2 separate regions of the Homo sapiens genome follow, and region 1 is linked to region 2. Evidence: read pairs that join two places in POLR2A ChIA-PET (ENCODE). Cell type or tissue: GM12878. All regions are shown on one strand. Links, peaks and the distances in the headings refer to the core of each region. The heading gives the core; the rest is flanking DNA.

The links. Peaks named below come from ENCODE experiments on the same cell type or tissue, not always from the same donor. Only the 100,000 strongest peaks of a DNase experiment are listed, where the experiment ranks them.
Region 1: POLR2A ChIA-PET joins it to region 2 with 5 read pairs; 4 of 35 experiments call an interaction of 5 or more read pairs at or near these places.

Annotation. Positions count from the first base shown.
Region 1 is chr3:58,200,884-58,206,997 of GRCh38, forward strand. DNASE1L3 (deoxyribonuclease 1L3) reads right to left here. Exons shown (of 8, transcript NM_004944.4): 3 at 4,588-4,677; 4 at 3,886-3,998; 5 at 114-226. Among named protein-coding and RNA genes, the nearest start is that of DNASE1L3, 7.0 kb to the right of the region's middle. RefSeq lists an enhancer at 6,029-6,108. In GM12878, for the core only: no CTCF peak of the experiment used is centred there; DNase peaks (open chromatin) are centred at 259 and 2,174; H3K27ac peaks cover 1,881 bases.
Region 2 is chr3:58,343,857-58,354,796 of GRCh38, forward strand. The region is part of intron 1 of PXK (PX domain containing serine/threonine kinase like); the gene reads left to right. LOC105377106 (a long non-coding RNA gene) reads right to left here and starts at 10,487. Exons shown (of 3, transcript XR_940876.3): 1 at 10,439-10,487; 2 at 10,049-10,150; 3 at 8,671-9,113. RefSeq lists an enhancer at 5,650-5,929. In GM12878, for the core only: no CTCF peak of the experiment used is centred there; a DNase peak (open chromatin) is centred at 6,155; H3K4me3 peaks cover 1,157 bases; H3K27ac peaks cover 2,873 bases.

The sequences.
Region 1 (6,114 bases), core at 1-5,000, 150 kb before region 2:
GGTAGCCTGCACATGCCCTTCCTCCTCCCCCTCCCTGGAGAGGTACTCATCCCACTCAGGGACCAGAGCCTGCCCCTGCTAGATGGGAATTCGTCTGACACAGCAGTCCTCACCTCCGCCTTCCAGCGGTGTTTCACGTCCGTGTAGACCTCAACCAACTCATCGATCTCCTTAACGGATGTCTCTGGGGTGGTGTGCAGGGGGATAATCACGAAGTCTTTGACAGCTGAGAAACAGGAAAGAGGCGGGGGTCACACACTTCCCCTGTCAAGGTCTCATAAACACTGCTGGAGGGAAACCAGCTGTCCCCTCCAGAAGGCACAGGCTGCATTATCTGGGTCCCCAGTTCCCAGAGGGTCCAGCCAGTGGCCGAGATTTTAATGATCTTGGGGTCATTAGGCTGCCTATTTTTAGTACACGAAAGACTCATTTCTCCCAGTTGCCCTTCATGGCTAAGAGAAAGCTGGTAGACTGTTGTAGAAAGTAAAAAAGTTTCCTCTTCAAAGTTTCCCTTCTTATTAAAGAATAAATCATAAGTGTTAGAAATAATAGTTTCCTTTAAAGACTAACTTCCTTCAAGTCTCCTTGCTTTGTGCTAATAACTCTTTGTTAAGCTCTATCCTATGTAGCTGTTAGACATGCTCACAGGCACATAGTACATTCTATGTCCTTGTACCTTAACCAAGATATTTGTGCTGGACATTCCAGCTCGCAGGCACATTCCAGCTCACAGCCTTTGCCCCTTCCCTATTTGGCATAAGCAACTTCCTCTTTTCCTTTGTTCTCCCTTGCCTTTACCTATTTAAGAAAGGTTTAAATTATTAGCCAGTCGGGTTAGCTTAGATTGTGTGGTCTGGCTCCAGCCAATAGAGAGACAGGACACAGTAGCAGGGACAAGCTGAGTAAAGGATAAAAATTGCTTCCCTCCTTTATTCAGGTGTGCTCTCGCCATTGTTCCATCTGCAAGGAGCACCCTTTCTGCAGAAAGTAAAATTGGCTTGCTGAGAAAACTTTTTATCTGAATGTTGATTTTTCCTTGCAGTACCAGGGAACAAGCATTCTGTTTCTAAATAAACATTTTACTTATAACAACTGTGTTCCATGCTGGCATTGTGAGTGCTTTTATTTTCCCCTTTTTGTGTGTGTGGCAAATCTGTATTTTCTTTTGTTTCTGATGTATTTTATCCCTCTTCTTTCTTTTTTTAATTGACAGGAAAAATTGCATATATTTATGGTTGTATTTTCTTCTTTTTTTTAAAGGTTTCCTTTTTTTTTTTTTGAGACGGAGTTTCGTTCTTGTTGCCCAGGCTGGAGTGCAATGGCACAATTTCGGCTCACTGCAACCTCTGCCTCCCAGGTTCAAGTGATTCTCCTGCCTCAGCCTCCCAAGTAACTGGGATTACAGGCATGCACCATCATGCCTGGCTAGCTTTGTTTTTTTTTTTTTTTTTTTTTTTTTGGTAGAGACAGGATTTCTCCATGTTGGTCAGGCTGCTCTCAAACTCCCAACCTCAGGTGATCCACCCATCTCAGCCTCCCAAAGTGCTGGGATTACAGGTGTGAGCCACCACACCCAGCTGGGAGTTACAAAAAGAGTATAAACTGACCCATCTCAGCCTCCCAAAGTGCTGGGATTACAGGCATGAGCCACCGAGCCCAGTCGCACATTTTCTAGTTAAAAAAAAATTGGCCAGGCGTGTTGGCTTACTTCTGTAATCCCACCACTTTGGGAGGCTGAGGCTGATGGATCACCTGAGGTCGGGAGTTCCAGATCAGCCTGACCATCATGGAGAAAACCTGTCTCTACTAAAAATACAAAATTAGCTGGGGGTGGTGGCGCATGCCTGTAATCCCAGCTACTTGGGAGACTGAGGCAGGAGAATCGTTTGAACTTGGGAGGCAGAGGTTGTGGTGAGCCTAGATCACGCCACTGCACTCCAGCCTGGGCAAGAAGAGTGAAACTCTGTCTAAAAAAAAAAAAATGAGGCTTGTCAGTTTATACTCCTTTGTAATTAAGAACAAAAGTTCCAAAAAGCTATTTAAAAATTAGCATGGTCTTCACGAAAGACTTTTGTGAAGTGTCTGAAAACCTTCCCCCACCGTTGGAGGACTGAGAGCCTGAGTGTGGCAATGTGCGCGAGCCTCAGAAGCCGTTCCTGGCCCACCTGCTAACAGCAGCTGTCGCCTTCTGAGCAGCTCCTCCTGGGACTTCCCCTCATTCTCAGCCTGGATTCCCACTCTTACCTCAACAGACACGGGCTGTGGGGCGGTCACTGCTCAAGTCACACAGAGAGGAGCCAGAACTCAGCCCAGCAGGCTGCATCCAGGGCCCCACGTGTCCTCATTGCCAGCTCTCCTCCTCAGGCCTCCACTGCACTCCTCCATCCTCTTTTTGGTCCCCCTAAATATTCCAGCTTCCTTCCCACTTCTGAGCTTTTGTGCTCACTGTGCCCTCCATGTGGAATGCCCTTTCTCCAGCCCTCTGTATGGCTGACTTCTTCAGGTCACAGCCCAATGTCACCTCCTCTGTCTTGTCCAGTGCCCTCAACAGAGCCTGGTACATAGTAGGTACTGAAAAAATATTTGATTCTTGACTCCATCGAGCATTGCATAACACTGCATGTTAACCACTGGCTGGGCACAGTGGCTTACACCTGTAATCCCAGCACTTTGGGAAGCCAAGGCAGGCAGATGGCTTGAGCTCAGGGGTTCAAGAACAGCCTAGGCAACATAGCGAGACCTATCTCGCTATTTAAAAATTTTAAAATTAGCTGAGTGTGGTGGTGCATGCCTATAGTCTGAGCTACTTGCGAGGCTGAGGTGCGAAGATTGCTTGAGCCCAGGAGGTGGAGGTTGCAGTGAGCCAAGATCATGCCACTGCATTCCAGACTGGATGACAGAGCAAGGCCCTATCTCAAAAACAGAAGAAAAAAAAAAGAACATGAGCTCCTGAGGTGGTGGCCTGGGTTACAACCCTGGCCTGTCCATTTCAGTAGCTGGGTGACTCCATGCCTTTTTAAACCTCAGTTTCCTGAAATGTAAAGTGGAGATAATCCTACTCCCTACCTTGTAGTCATTGCAAGGATTACAGGAGGCTGGCACTTAATCAGGGGCCAGTACAAGTACTGTTGTTAGAGTTCAGGGAGCAATCCATTTGGATTTCCTCACCCGCTGCGGCCTGTGGAGGAGTCTGCGATGCAGTGACTGGAGGGAGAGTGAGCCTCTAGGCTAGGGGTTCACCTAAGCCATTGCTTAGGATTTTTTTTTTTTTTTTGAGACAAGAGTCTCACTCTATCGCCCAAGCTGGAGTGCAGTGGTACGATCTCGGCTCACTGCAACCTCTGCCTCCCTGGTTCAAGTGATTCTCCTACCTCAGCCTCCCGAGTAGCTGGGATTACAGGTGCGCACCACCATGCCCAGCTAATTTTTGTATTTTTAGTAGAGACGGGGTTTCACCATGTTGGCCAGTCTGGTCTCAAGTTCCTGACCTCAGGTGATCCACCTGCCTCAGCCTCCCAAAGTGCTGGGATTACAGCCATGCGCCACCGCACCCAGCCAGGATTTTTAAAAAGGAAGGAAGAGTTGTACTTGACAGGTACCAAGGAATTGCAGAAAACAATTTCCATGAGCCTAAACTCTCCAAAGAGAGTGGACTACCATTGCTTCCAGAAAGTGGGTTCTGGGCTGGGGAAGTCTTGAGTCATGGCATTCTGAGAAGCAAGCCTGGTGCCATCACACTGAACTGCATCGTCTACATTGAAGTATTAGAAGCAATGCACTGTCACATCCAGCCTAATGCCTCCTTAATGGGCTCATGCTCAAGGCTGCTGCGCATTCATGGGCCGTTGGGGAGGTCCCAGACAGAAAGGCCTGTGTGGGTCTTACCAGTGTGGGGAGATTGGAACCAGACCACAAAGGGCTCCCTGGAAAACACATCTGCGTCTCCATCCTGATAGTCATGGTAGTGATAACTCCTCTTCACAGACACCAGCTTTTCCCTATAAGAAGGAAAAGGAAGTCCTCCCAGCTGAGTCAGCCCTTTTCTTACTACTTTCATGAAGCAGAGATGTAGGTTCCCATGGCTTTCTCAGAAGCCAGAGCAGGCTCAAGCACAGGATCGTTTTCCTGAGAACAAGGCTAAGTCAACTCTTCTCAACAGCCAGGGAGCTGTTGCGAATCTGGGAGCTGAAGATCTGAGCCATACTAGTTATCTGTGGCACCCAAAAGTTAATGTTCAGACTTAAGAAATTACTAGCAGGAAGAGGAAAAGAATACGAAGTTCAGGAATCAGCTGTGCTGAGAACCTCAGCTTTCCAGCCCTGGGCCAGGACTTGACTATGAGGAGTAAAGAACACCTGGCCTGCCAACCATGGAGCCAACCAACAAATTAGGTGTTTGGAGACCCCTTGTGTTTTCAGCTTGAAGAGTCAATACTTTGCATAGGCCCCTAGTTTTGACAGCAATTATTTTGATGAACACTGAGAATTGGTTAGAAATCAAAATTTGGTTTTGAAGAAAAGACATGCATTTTGATTCAATTCACGATTTATTGGTGGCCATGTTCCAGGGAGCATAGGTGATACTTACTTGTAGAGAAAGGCATATTGTTCTTTATATGTGTTTCTTCCAAGCCGAGAGCTAATCACATAGTTGTACGTTATGCCTCTCCTTGAATTTCTAGAAAACAAAGATTTAACACTGCATCTTGAAGAGTAAACATTCCCCTACTGTACATGTTCCTTTCTTTCCAATCTGCCTCCATACGCCCAATGGCATCATGTGGAAGGGCCACTGTTCATCATAACCTTTGAGTCCAATGAGAGGAGCCACCATTGATTGGCTGGAATGTGGCATCTGCCACGATCTTTACAGCCATTATTTCTTGCCTTATGAGGAGAGTGTTATCATTACCCCCTTTCTATGGTTTGCAAGCCCAAAGCTGGGATTTGAACCTAGATCCAACTCACCCCAAAACCCGCATGCTTTGGCCTGTACCTGTGGGAGGCCACTGAGACCCTAGAAGACAATCTTGGCCAGAATCAGCCCCTGACCCCGCTCATGCCCATGGCTGCAGCTGCAGCTCATGCTTTCTGGTGGAATAAATGTCATCAGGCCACCTGTCCGTGTCCACGAACCACTCCTGAGCATTTATGATAAGCAGGAATATTCTCTCCTCTGAAAGCCATCAGGCATTTTTTTACAAGCTTTGGGACCACGATTTCAATTCACTGTTGTTTATATCCTGGGTGCTGGGGATACAGCCATGAAGTCCCATTGACCTTGCCCCTCACCTGCACCAGGGAAAGCGGACTCTTTCTGTGTGTTTACCAAACCTGCTGATAACTCCACTCTGGGCAGAGCCTAACATAATTTCACTCTATCTGCTCACAAAAAGATCTAGGGCATGTCTAAAGCTGCAGCATATTCTCAGATTCAGTTGGAAAAAAAGCAGAAGGGGTATTTAGGGGCCAACTTAGACCTTACAGAAATTCCTGGGACTTCAGATGCAGTATGCTAAGGCAGACTTAGCCCCTGGGGCCCCAGGAGTGTGAACAGTAGGTTCTGCCGGGCTTCCACTTTGGGGAGACTGGCCCTATTTTGAACATAGCCTGCCAAGTCCTGAGTTAGCAAACTGCTTGTGGTGACTCAGTTGCAAAGTGACTAAGGCCCATCCTGGCTTGTGGGGGATAAAGAGACAAACAGGCTTGGCTCTGCTTGGAGTCCGCGACAGTCTAGATAGGTTGGGGTGTGCCAAGACCACTGGTGGTGAAAAGACTCGCCCCAGACTGACTGTGGAGGAGATGACTGGAGCCTACCTGTCCCCTCAGTCCCCCACAAACCTGTCCCCTCAGTCTCCCATAAACCTGACTGGGGACACTCCAAGGAAGGCTGAGATGACAAAGAATAGAGCACTGGCTATGAGATCAGATGTGACGCAAGTTCAAAGGTAGGCTTGGCCACTTCCTGGCTGGGTAACTCAGGCAGGTCCCCCACTCAGTTCCCTTACTATAAGGGAAGCCCTTAGGCAGACTGACATGGATTCTTGCCTGTCCCTACAATTGTCCTACACATGCCTTCCCTATGATGGATAAGCCCAGAGCCTGGGGGATGATG
Region 2 (10,940 bases), core at 3,133-8,132:
GCGGGTTACGGGGTACTTCTGCCTCTTGTCTGCCAAGCTGGATATAATTTTCCTTCCTCTGAAATTCCCATAGAGTATATCTGCCTCAAAGGTACACTCATTTTATACACCTATTATTTCTTACTACCTTGTTTTCTGTTTATAACCCCCCTCCCCCAGTCACACACAGGTAAAACTGTATATAATTGGGAAGAGCGACAATGGCTTAATGACCTTGGACAAATTGCCGCTTGATTTCTCCAGCCTCAGTTTCTTCATCTGTAAAGTGAGGATAGAAAGAGTATGTTAGGACTGCTGTAAGGATTAACCGAGCTCATCCACATGGAGTATTCAGAACAAAGCCCAGCACATAAATGTCATTTGTTTTGTTGTTTATTACTGTTGTATTTGCCAGAGCACTGGCGTACTACTTAGTGCTTTTTTGGCATTCAAATATATGTTTTGAATGGGAAAAGGAAAATTATTTATTTAAAAGTTTGTCTCACTGTCAACTGTGATTACTTTGCTAATATGTGGCAAAAAACATCAGTGACACCTCCAAGAGTAGGTTTCCCCCTGTTTTTTCCTTTTTACCCTGGAGTAACACGTTTTGACAGCCATGCTTGGGAGATGCAGCTCAGGGCCTCCTTACCAGGCTGCAGAGCTGGCTATTGGTGTTCAGTGGTGACGGAAAAGACAAGTGGTCGGCTGGGCACAGTGGCTTATGCCTGTAATCCCAGCACTTTGGGAAGCCAAGATGGGCAGATCACCTGAGGCCAGGAGTTCGAGACCAGCCTGGCCAACATGGTGAAACCCCATCTCTACTAAAAAATACACAAATAATTAGCCAGTTATGGTGGTGGGCACCTGTAATCCCAGCTACTCAGGAGGCTGAGGCAGGAGAATCGCTTGAACCTTGGAGGCGGAGGCTGCAGTGAGTCGAGATTGCACCATTGCACTCCAGCCTGGGCAACAAGAGTGAAACTCCATCTCAAAACAAAACAAAACAAAACAAAAAACAAGTGGGCAGGCCATAGGGCTCAGCCATGAGCTCCCGGAGGCCAGACCTGAAGGGAGGCAGCCCCCAGCAAATGCCCATTTCAGCTCTTCCCCTCTCAGTTTTTGTTAATCCCTAAAGGGGTTCCAACATCAGTACATAGACATTTGATCTCAGGAACATTAACAGATACTTAAAAAGAGTCTTCTGCGTGCCAGGCACTGTACTGCCTATTAAGATAAAAAGATGAATGAAGCAGGGAGCTGACATCCTAGTCAATATAGCAGCCACAAAAGCAAAGATGAAGCAAAGTACTAAAGGGCCCCTCTGCCTGGGAGAGCAGGGCACAGGGGAGAGGCTGGTCAGGTCCTCCCTGGGGCTTAGGGAACTCGGAGTGGTTAACAGAGGAGCCAGCATTTTAGAGAAAACGTTCTAAATCAGTATGCCTCAGCCTTTTCTAACTTGCAAACTCCTTTCATAGTAATAGGGAATGGTACAGACTCTCTGGAAGTTATTTTAAATATAAAAATATTTTATTTAGATCAGTATATTACTAAAAATTGTTTGGGATCTGAACTATATATATTTTTAAATTGTGTTCAGAGGAATACAACTTAAGGCCCTGAGAAACAGCATCTTCAGACAACTTGTAGAATTACCGTTTTTATGATAATTCTCACTTGTATTTCTCACTAACTTCTCACTAACATGTGTTTTGTCATTGGCATTGCTTGAGCCTACATTTAGTCAGCGGTTTATTATGGATGTAAATGAAATCATATATGACTAAGAGCAAAGTCAATTAAAATACTGTGTAATGGTAAAAACTGTGATAAACCAACTGAGTTATGAGCATACTCATGACTTCCACAACTCATCCCATGCTTCCTGTGTGCCCATTTGGAAGCTCCTACTCTATTCTAGGTTAAAGGGAAAAAATATTTATGTTATTGTTTTATCGATATTTAAGTTATTATTTTTGAAAAGTAGAAACAGAAGCCTTATAGCCTTTAACGTATATATCCTGAAACACCTTCTGGGGCACCTCGTTGTTCATCCTCTTCCAGACTCTTAGTAACCCACCATAAGGATCTCAGTTTAAAAATCTGAAGAATGATTCTTCTCTGAGGTCAAGGTTGCATTTGTAGACTTCAGGAGTTCATTAGTTCATTCAGCAGATACTGCTGTGAGTATGCCCTGTGTTCCTGGCATGGCCTAGGCACTTGGGGTACAGGTCTAAGCAAGACAGACTTGGTTCCTGCCTTCTTTGTTCATTCATTCCAACTGGGTTTATTGGTGAAGATTCTGGGGTGGGGTAAAAGATGGAAAAGAAAGGTTAGAGCCAATTGTGGGGCCTCTTGGATGCCAGGCTAAGGAATCTGAACAACAGTGAGGGGGGGTTTGGGTGGAGGTGTGGCTCATAAAAGTGGCATTTTAGGAAGCTTAATTTGCTGTCTGTGTGCAAGGTGCAGTGGAAAGGGTGAAGGAAGGAGAGAAGAGAGTCAAGGATGCTAATGGAACAGTGAAGTTAGAGAGGCCACAGCTCAGGTCTATGGCAGGGAGAGGGGAGGAACACAATAGAGGAAAAGTCTGCCAAGTAGAGGCCACAAGGGAAACAGAGGCATCAGGAAATTATTAGAGAAGTAGTACAAGGTAGATGAAGGGTAGCTGGTTTTCCCAGGAAGATGATGAGTCTGTTTGGTTTTAGACACCTTGAGTAATACTGAAAAGGGAGTGTTACTTGTCATAATAGATGACATTGTTTAAGCTTTCACTATGTGCCAAGCCAAGTGCTTTATAGTAATTCTATAATTATTTTTCTTTTTTCTTTTCTTTTTTTTTTTGAAACAGAGTCTCACTCTGTCACCAAGCTGGAGTGCAGTAGCGTGATCTTGGCTCACTGTAGCCTCAACCTTCTGGGCTTAAGCGGTCCTCCCACTTCAGCCTCCTGAGTAACTAGGACCACAGCCTCATGCCACCACATGTGGCTAATTGTGTCCTTTTTTTGGGAGGGTGGGGTGGGGGGCACGGAGTCTGGCTCCGTCACCCAGGCTGGAGTGCAGTGGTGCGATCTCGGCTCACTGCAACCTCCGCCTCCCAGGTTCAAGCCATTCTCCTTCCTCAGTCTCCTGAGTAGCTGGGACTACAGGCGCGTGCCACCATGCCCGGCTAATTTTTTTGTATTTTTAGTAGAGATGGGGTTTCACCATGTTGGCCAGGGTGATCTCAAACTGCTGACCTCAAGTGATCCACCTGCCTCGGCTTCCCAAAGTGCTGGGATTACAGTTGTGAGCTACCGTGCCCGGCCATGTTCATTTTTTATAAAGACGAGGTCTCACTATGTTGTCCCGGCTGGTCTCGAATTCCTGGGCTCAAGGGATTAGATAATTCTTTCTCTCTCTGTTTCTCTCTTTCTGGTCAACTTTGTTGAAGTAAAATTTACATACAATGAAATTCACCTATTTTAAGTATACAATTTGATAAATCTTGACAAATATATATATACACACCCACTTTCATCGCTCCAGTTGTTTCCTTGGTGCCCCTTTGCAGACCCTGCCCTCCTTCTGGTCCCTGGGAACTACTGATCTGCTTTCTGTTACTATTGTTTAATCCTTTCTATTAATAGAATGTCATCTATAAGTGGAATCTTATACAATATAGTCTTTTTTTGGTCTGGCTTCTTTTACTTAACGTAAAGCTTTGAAATTCTTCTATGATGTTATATGTTTCTTTTTATTACTGAGTAGTATTCCATTGTATGGATTTAACATTTGTTATCCATTCACCAGTTGGTAGATATTTGGGTTATTTCCAGTTTGGGGCTATTATAAATACAGCTGCCATGAATATTTGGGTAAAGTCTTTGTGTAGATATATTTTTTCATTTCTCCTGAGTGAATGCCTAGGAATGGAATTGCTGAGTGATAGGCTAAACTTTATAAGAAATTGCCAAACTTTTCTAGATTTTTGTTTTACCTTCATGATAGTTTGAATTGCATTAGTTATTATCCCAGTTTTGTAGTTGAAGAAAATGAGGTGCAAAAAGAGTAAGATTGAAGGTTTCTATGAGGCTAATGAACTTTGTTTTGTTTTTTTGAGACTGAGTCTCACTCTGTTGCCCAGGCTGGAGTGCAGTGGTGTGAAGTTGGCTCACCGCAACCTTCACCTCCCGGGTTCAAGTGATTTTCCTGCCTCCCAAGTAGCTAGGACTACAGGCGCGTGAGACCGTGCCCGGCTAATTTTTGTGTCTTTTCAGTAGAGGTGGGGTTTTGCTATGTTGGCCAGGCTGGTCTTGAACTCTGACCTCAAGTCATCCACCTACCTCTGCCTTCCAAAGTGCTGGGATTACAGGTGTGAGCTGCCGTGCCCAGCTGACTAGTGAACTTTGAATGAAAGAGGTAAGAGTTGGCAGCCATCCCTAAGCTGATCTGTTGTCAGGGCCTACAGAGTGGTGGACCTGATTGATGGCTCCACTAAGCATTGGTTGAAAGAGGACAAGCTAGTGGTCTCCTTCTGAACCACAGAACCAGACAATGATTTGTGTGACCGTTTTCTCAGTTCTTCCATTCTGGCTGCATAGGGATGGAGTTAATTCACTACATACGACAGAGGCCTTAGGGCAGTGCTGTCCAATGGAAGTATAATGCTAGCCACATATGTAACTTTACATTTTCTAGTAGCCATGTTAAAAAAGTAAAAAGAAACAGGTGAAATTAATTTAAATAATATATTTAACCCAATATATCCAAAATATTATAATTTCAACATGGAATCATTATAAAAATTATTACTATGTTAGGTGCAGTGACTAATGCCTGTAATCTCAGCACTTTGGCAGGTTGAGGAGGGAGGATTGCTTGAGGCCAGGAGATCGAGACCAGCCTAAGCAATATAGCAAGATCTAGTCTCTACAAAACTTAAAAAAAAAAAAAAGTCAGGTGTGGTGGCATACCTGTAGTCTCAGCTACTCAGGAGGTTGAGTAGAAGAATCCCTTGAGCCCAGGCAGTGGAGGCTGCAGTGAGCTATGATTGCACCACTGCACTCCAGCCTAGGTAACAGAGTGAGACCCTGTCTGTACTTTTTTTTAATTAATATGTTTTGCATTCCTCTTGTCATAAAAGTATTTGAAATCTGGTGTGTATTTTACAATTACAGCATATCTCAATTGGGACTAGCCACATATCAGATGCTCAGTAGCCACATATTGCTTGTGGCTACTAGGCAGCAGAGATACAGACATTAAAAATATTTGCCAGGCATGGTAGCTCATGCCTGTAGCCCCAGTTACTAGGGAGGCTGAGGTGGGAGGATCACTTGAGCCCAGGAGTTCAAGGCTGCAGTGAGCTATGGTTGTACCACTGCACTCCAGCCTGGGCGACAGAGCCAGACCCCATCTCCAAAAGAAATTAAAAATAAAATCCCAAATGTGTTGTTATGGAGAGAGATCCATGTTATATTAAGTGAGAGAAAAAGCAAGTCATAACACACTATGTTTAGTATGCTTTCATTCTCATAAATATCTTTTTTTTTTTTTTTTGAGACGGAGTCTCACTCTGTCGCCCAGGCTGGAGTGCAGTGATGTGATCTTGGCTCACTGCAACCTCTGCCTCCCCGGTTCAAGCGATTCTCCTGCCTCAGCCTCCTGAGTAGCTGGGATTACAGGCTCCTGCCACCACGCCTGGCTAATTTTTGTATTTTTAGTAGAGACGGGGTTTCACCATGTTGGCCAGGCTGGTCTTGAACTGCTGACCTCAAATGATCTACCCTCCTCGGCTTCCCAAAGAGCTGGGATTACAGGCATGAGCCACAGCACCTGGCCACATTTTCATAAATATCTGTGTTTATACCTGCAAATAAACAGTCTGTAACTGCACACTATCCAGTATTTTAGCCACTAGGCTAATAAAATTAAGCTAAAAATTCAGTCCCTTCGTCACCCTATCCACATTCCAAGAGCTCAGTAGTCCCTTGTGCATAGTGGCTACCATATTGGATATCAAGCCTTAGGTCACTGCTCTCTTCAAACTGCTGAACTGGTTGAGAAAGACTGAGCTTAACGGATAGAACCTGCTAGCCCTGCAGCCATTGGGGTTTTGTGACTACTGAGTCCCAGAGCCTCTGTGGTTTTTAAGAGTAACACACAGGAAGGAAGCTCACTGAGGTGCAACCGTTATTAGTACCTTGGGGAGTTTAACAGGAGCACAGTGTAGAAGCAAAACAGCTTTGTGGAGGACCCTGTTCCGTTTTTGTACAACTGAAATTAACTACTATTCAAATTGCTGAGGATCACATAAACCTGATGTCCACTTTAGGCATGTTCTTATAAAAATGTTCCTTTCGACTGCTTCTTAACTGCCTAATGTACATTATGGGGCTTGCTTAACATTTTGGAGAAAAAATAGTTTCTTACTTGTACATAACTTCTAGGTGGTGCTCACATTACATTCAGCTCCAGCAGTTTGTGTCCATGTAGTAGGAGGTAGGCTGCAAAGTATAGGGGTATTAAAACCAGGTGGTTGTGGTATTCTGAGAGCTCTATTGCTATAGTAACTCATATTCTCCAGGCCCGGGTTCTTGTCCTTACTCTGCCCTTCACCCTGTCAGCTTCCCCCTGACTTGATAGACTGGTTCTGCCTGTCCAGCTGCACTCTGTTCATCAAAATGAGTCCTTGGAGCATGTGAAAGTATTGTGTCCAAGGGCATAGAAGGTAGGAACCGCTGTGCCCCTGGGTCAGACTGGCCTGGGGTGGAGTCTATTCTCATCACATACTAGTGGTGCGCCCTTGTTTAAGGCATCTACCCTCTCTGAGCTTCAGGGTTTTTGTTGTATAAGAGATGTAGTGACGCCTCCCTTCAGACATTGTTGGGAGATGGAGTAAACTGAGGGCTAGAAGGCAGAGAGTAAGTGCCCCATAAGCAGAGCAGTTATACCTCCCTCTCTGAAGATATGTGTCTGCATGGCATGTGTACTGTGGTCACTTCCACAGTTGGTTATGAAATTGGAGCTAGTGTCTCAGGATGACACAGCAACCTTCTCAGAGTAGGAAGGATAGATTTATATGTACGTTATCCTAAGTGATGGTGACCATTATTAAAACCAGTAGGGACTTCTAGCTTGACTTCAGCCTATAGTTTCAAGCTTCTCTCCCACTAAATGCTTTAGCAGCCCTGTTACAAGTAGAAGAGCTCCTTTACTTTACTTTCATCTTCTGTTTTCCCAGTCTCCCCAGCACAGAAAGTACTGATGAGTAGTAAAATGACCAAAAGCTCCCTTGTCAAAGGAAAAAAGGTGCATTTATCATTGATAACATACCAGGCTCTTACCCAAGCTCAGATGATCTCAATCTTTATTACTCAGGATTCCTTATTTAATTTATTTTATTTTTCCAAGAAAGGGTCTCACTCTATCGCCCAGGCTGGAGTGCAGTGGTGCAATCACGGCTCACGGCAGCCTCCATCTCCCTGGGCTTAAATGATCCTTCTTGGGCTTCAGTGATCCACCCGCCTCAGCCCCCCAAATAGCTGAGACTACAGGTGTGCGCCACCACAGCTAGCTATTTGTGTGTGTGTGTGTGTGTGTGTGTGTGTGTGTGTGTGTATTTTTTGTAGAGACAGGGTTTCACCATGTTGCCCAGGCTGGTCTTGAACTCCTGGGCTCATGCAATCCACCTGCCTCATCCTCCCAAAGTGCTGAGATTACAGGTGTGAGCCACCGTGCCTGGCCAGGATTTCTTATTTTAAAGTATCATGTTTTAAATTACATGTGTAGCAAACTGAGAAACTTTTCCAAAAATTGTTTTTCCTGATTGTAAAAATAATTTATGCTCATTGAGGATAACCTGAAAAACGTAGGAAAAAAAAAATAGCCAAAAGTGGGCATAGAATCTAGGACAACAGAGGCTGGAGTCATGGTACTCCTTCTTAGAAATCAGAGACTGATACAATTGTTTCTCATATTTAAAGAGAATGGCTGCTTTTTGTTTTTTCTGGGTGCTCTTCACAGTGCTGCCACCGTCTTCTGTGCTTGCTGATTAGAGTCGTGATATACTCACCTGCAGACACTTTGTGTTTGCTATTTTCTTAGCAGGGAAGAAAACAGTTACAAAGCTGGCCATTGTGCTGGCTGCTCTAAATATACTGTCTTCTTTCATATTCACCATGACTCTGAAGGTGTGATTTAGCAGGTGAGGAAACTGAAGCACAGAGAAGTTAGGCTGCAAAGCTAATAAGCAGTCGTTGGGCTTCGTTCCAGATCTCTGTGACTGGAAAATGTGTGCCCTCCCCTGCTGGGGACTTGTGGCTGTGCTATGGAGGAGGGATGGCACATTGTGGCTGATCATGACACAGTGACCAGCTCCTCCTTCAGGTTCCAGAAGGGCTCCCAGGGGGCCTGTCTTTGAGGCAGTGGAAAAGGGGGAAGGTAGAGGAGACATGGCCCAGGAGGGAGCGCTTCAGTCTCCAGCAGGTACTCAGGTCAGTGCCAGTGAAGGGCGTGAGGGATGAGGAGCTGGCCACCTCAGATACCAGAGCCCAAAGAAAAAGCATCATTTCCAGCGGATCCGAGTTTCTATGTTGTTGTCTATTCTAGCCTACTAAACATGTAGTGGGTAGTTCTCTGAGATCATGTTCACTTCATCCATTTGTAGAGTTTTAGGACATTGTGAGGATTATTGAACAAGTGAAAGTTATATTTCGTTTTTAATTACTATTTAATTGAGCTTCAGATTTTTAAAGTTTGGTATTTTTTTTCTTTACTTTGATGTAAGATGGAATTACTGGGTTTCCATTTTAGCAAATTATGTAATTTGCGTGGGTGTCATTTAAGGGTCATTATACTATAGAATGCTGCAGGAAGTGGCTATTTAAAAAGCTGTATCCATTCTGTAGTCATGTTTGAGGTCAAAAGGATTTTGGAGTGCTTCTTTGCAGTGTTTTTCTTCTCTGGAACATCAGCTGTCTTTGAAGTCGGTGTGGAGACCAGCTCTCCTGGTAGGGCAGGAGACCATCCCACAGCGGAGAGTGTAGACTTCAAAAGGCCCGGAGAAGGGAGAAGAGAAGCATGCATGATCATGACGCTCATCTCACTGCAGGGATCAAAGCGTGTTTGCAATGTGTGCTTCATCTCTTCTTTTGCTAAAGTTAAAGCACATGATTCTATGAATTAGATTTTTTTTTTTTGAGACAGAGTCTTGCTCTGTCACCCAGGCTGGAGTGCAGTGGTGCGATCTCGGCTCACTGCAAGCTCCGCCTCCCGGATTCACGCCGTTCTCCTGCCTCAGCCTCCCGAATAGCTGGGACTACAGGCGCCCGCCACCACGCCCGGCTAATTTTTTGTATTTTTTAGTAGAGACAGGGTTTCACCGTGTTAGCCAGAATGGTCTTGATCTCCTGACCTCGTGATCCGCCCGCCTCGGCCTCCCAAAGTGCTGGGATTACAGACATGAGCCACTGTGCCCGGTCTCTATGAATTAGATTTTTAAACAAAATTTATTTCATGTGGCTGAAAAGAAGATGCGTTTGGCTTTATTCATCTGCCAAAATTTAGGTTAATACGGTAATGATTCTTCAGATGCCTTTAAAAACCCTTAACATTTTCATTTGTTTTGGGGCAGTTTTTGCATATTATTAGATTGCAGAAAAATTGAAACAAAACAAAGGTAGGTTCTAGCACTGAAAATCTGCAGATGAAACGACAGTAAATAATGACTACTTAGCAGAGCAAGGAGTAATCACTAATTCTAAGTGAAATATTAAGGACTGTAAGTGGCCAGGCAGGTGGCCAGTGAGCTAAGCAGAAGTCCTGCAAGCTGAATTCTATGAGAATTTCCTCAGAAACCTTGCTGTCCTCTAGGATGATGTGGACTGCTGCCTATGGCTGCAGCTGTTGTGCTGTGTGACACTGTGATTTTGAATAGGTAGAACAGCGAAAAGAGGGGCATAAGTAAGGGATATTTAGGTTATAAACAGTCTGACTGGGTAGAGGAGGGTTTGCATGGGAAGAAAGGGTTAGGACAGTTTGGTCAGGTGGTAGAAGAATTTGGAAGCTAGGCTGAGGAATTTGGATTTACCCTGTGAGCCAGTGGGAGCCATGGAAGGTCCTGGAGCAGAGAAGTAGCGTGGTGGTAGATTCCAGCCAGGTCACTTGTTTTCAGCATTCTTTTCAGGCCTTCCTATGAAGAGAAAGTGCCAGGGGAGAAGTGAGTTTCGGAGTGAACCCAGAGGGGTGGTGTGGCTGATGGGCACTGGAGACAAACAGGCCTGCCTCCTCTCCCAGATCCACCACTTTCTAGTCAAGGCATCTATCCTTCAGAGACTCATTTCCTCCAGCAGAGGGAAATAGTTCTTTCTTGCTCCTTTAAACGGCATTGGCAGATAGTGTGAGTGGTGCCTATGGGAGCCACCACTACAGAGCCCAGTGTGAGGGATTTCTAGAGGCTCAGGTTAGATACCAACCGTACCCCCAAAAAGACAGACGAGCTGAGTCCTTAAGAGGAGGTGGGGAGATATGGGTGAGAGTAGAGGAGATTATGAGGTTTGGTTGGTGGTTGCGTCATCTGTTTCCTTCCACTCATGCAAGGTTTTTTATTTTTGTGGTGTGGAGCTGCTTCCTAGTTTTTTTTTTTTTTTTGAGACTGAGTCTCTCACTCTGTCACAGGCTGGAGTGCAGTGGCCTGATCTCAGCTCACTGCAACCTCCACCTCCTAGGTTCAAGCGATTCTCCTGCCTCAGCCTCCTGAGTAGCTGGGATTACAGGCGCCCACCATCGTGCCTGGCTAATTTTTTTGTATCTTCAGTAGAGATGGGGGTTTCATCATGTTGGCCAGGTTGGTCTCGAACTCCTGACCTTGTGAATCGCCCACCTCGGCCTCCCAAAGTGCTGGGATTACAAGCATGAGCCACCGCGCCTGGCCCGATTTCTTTAAGAGGTTTAGAACAATGGTTCTCACCCCTGGCTGCACA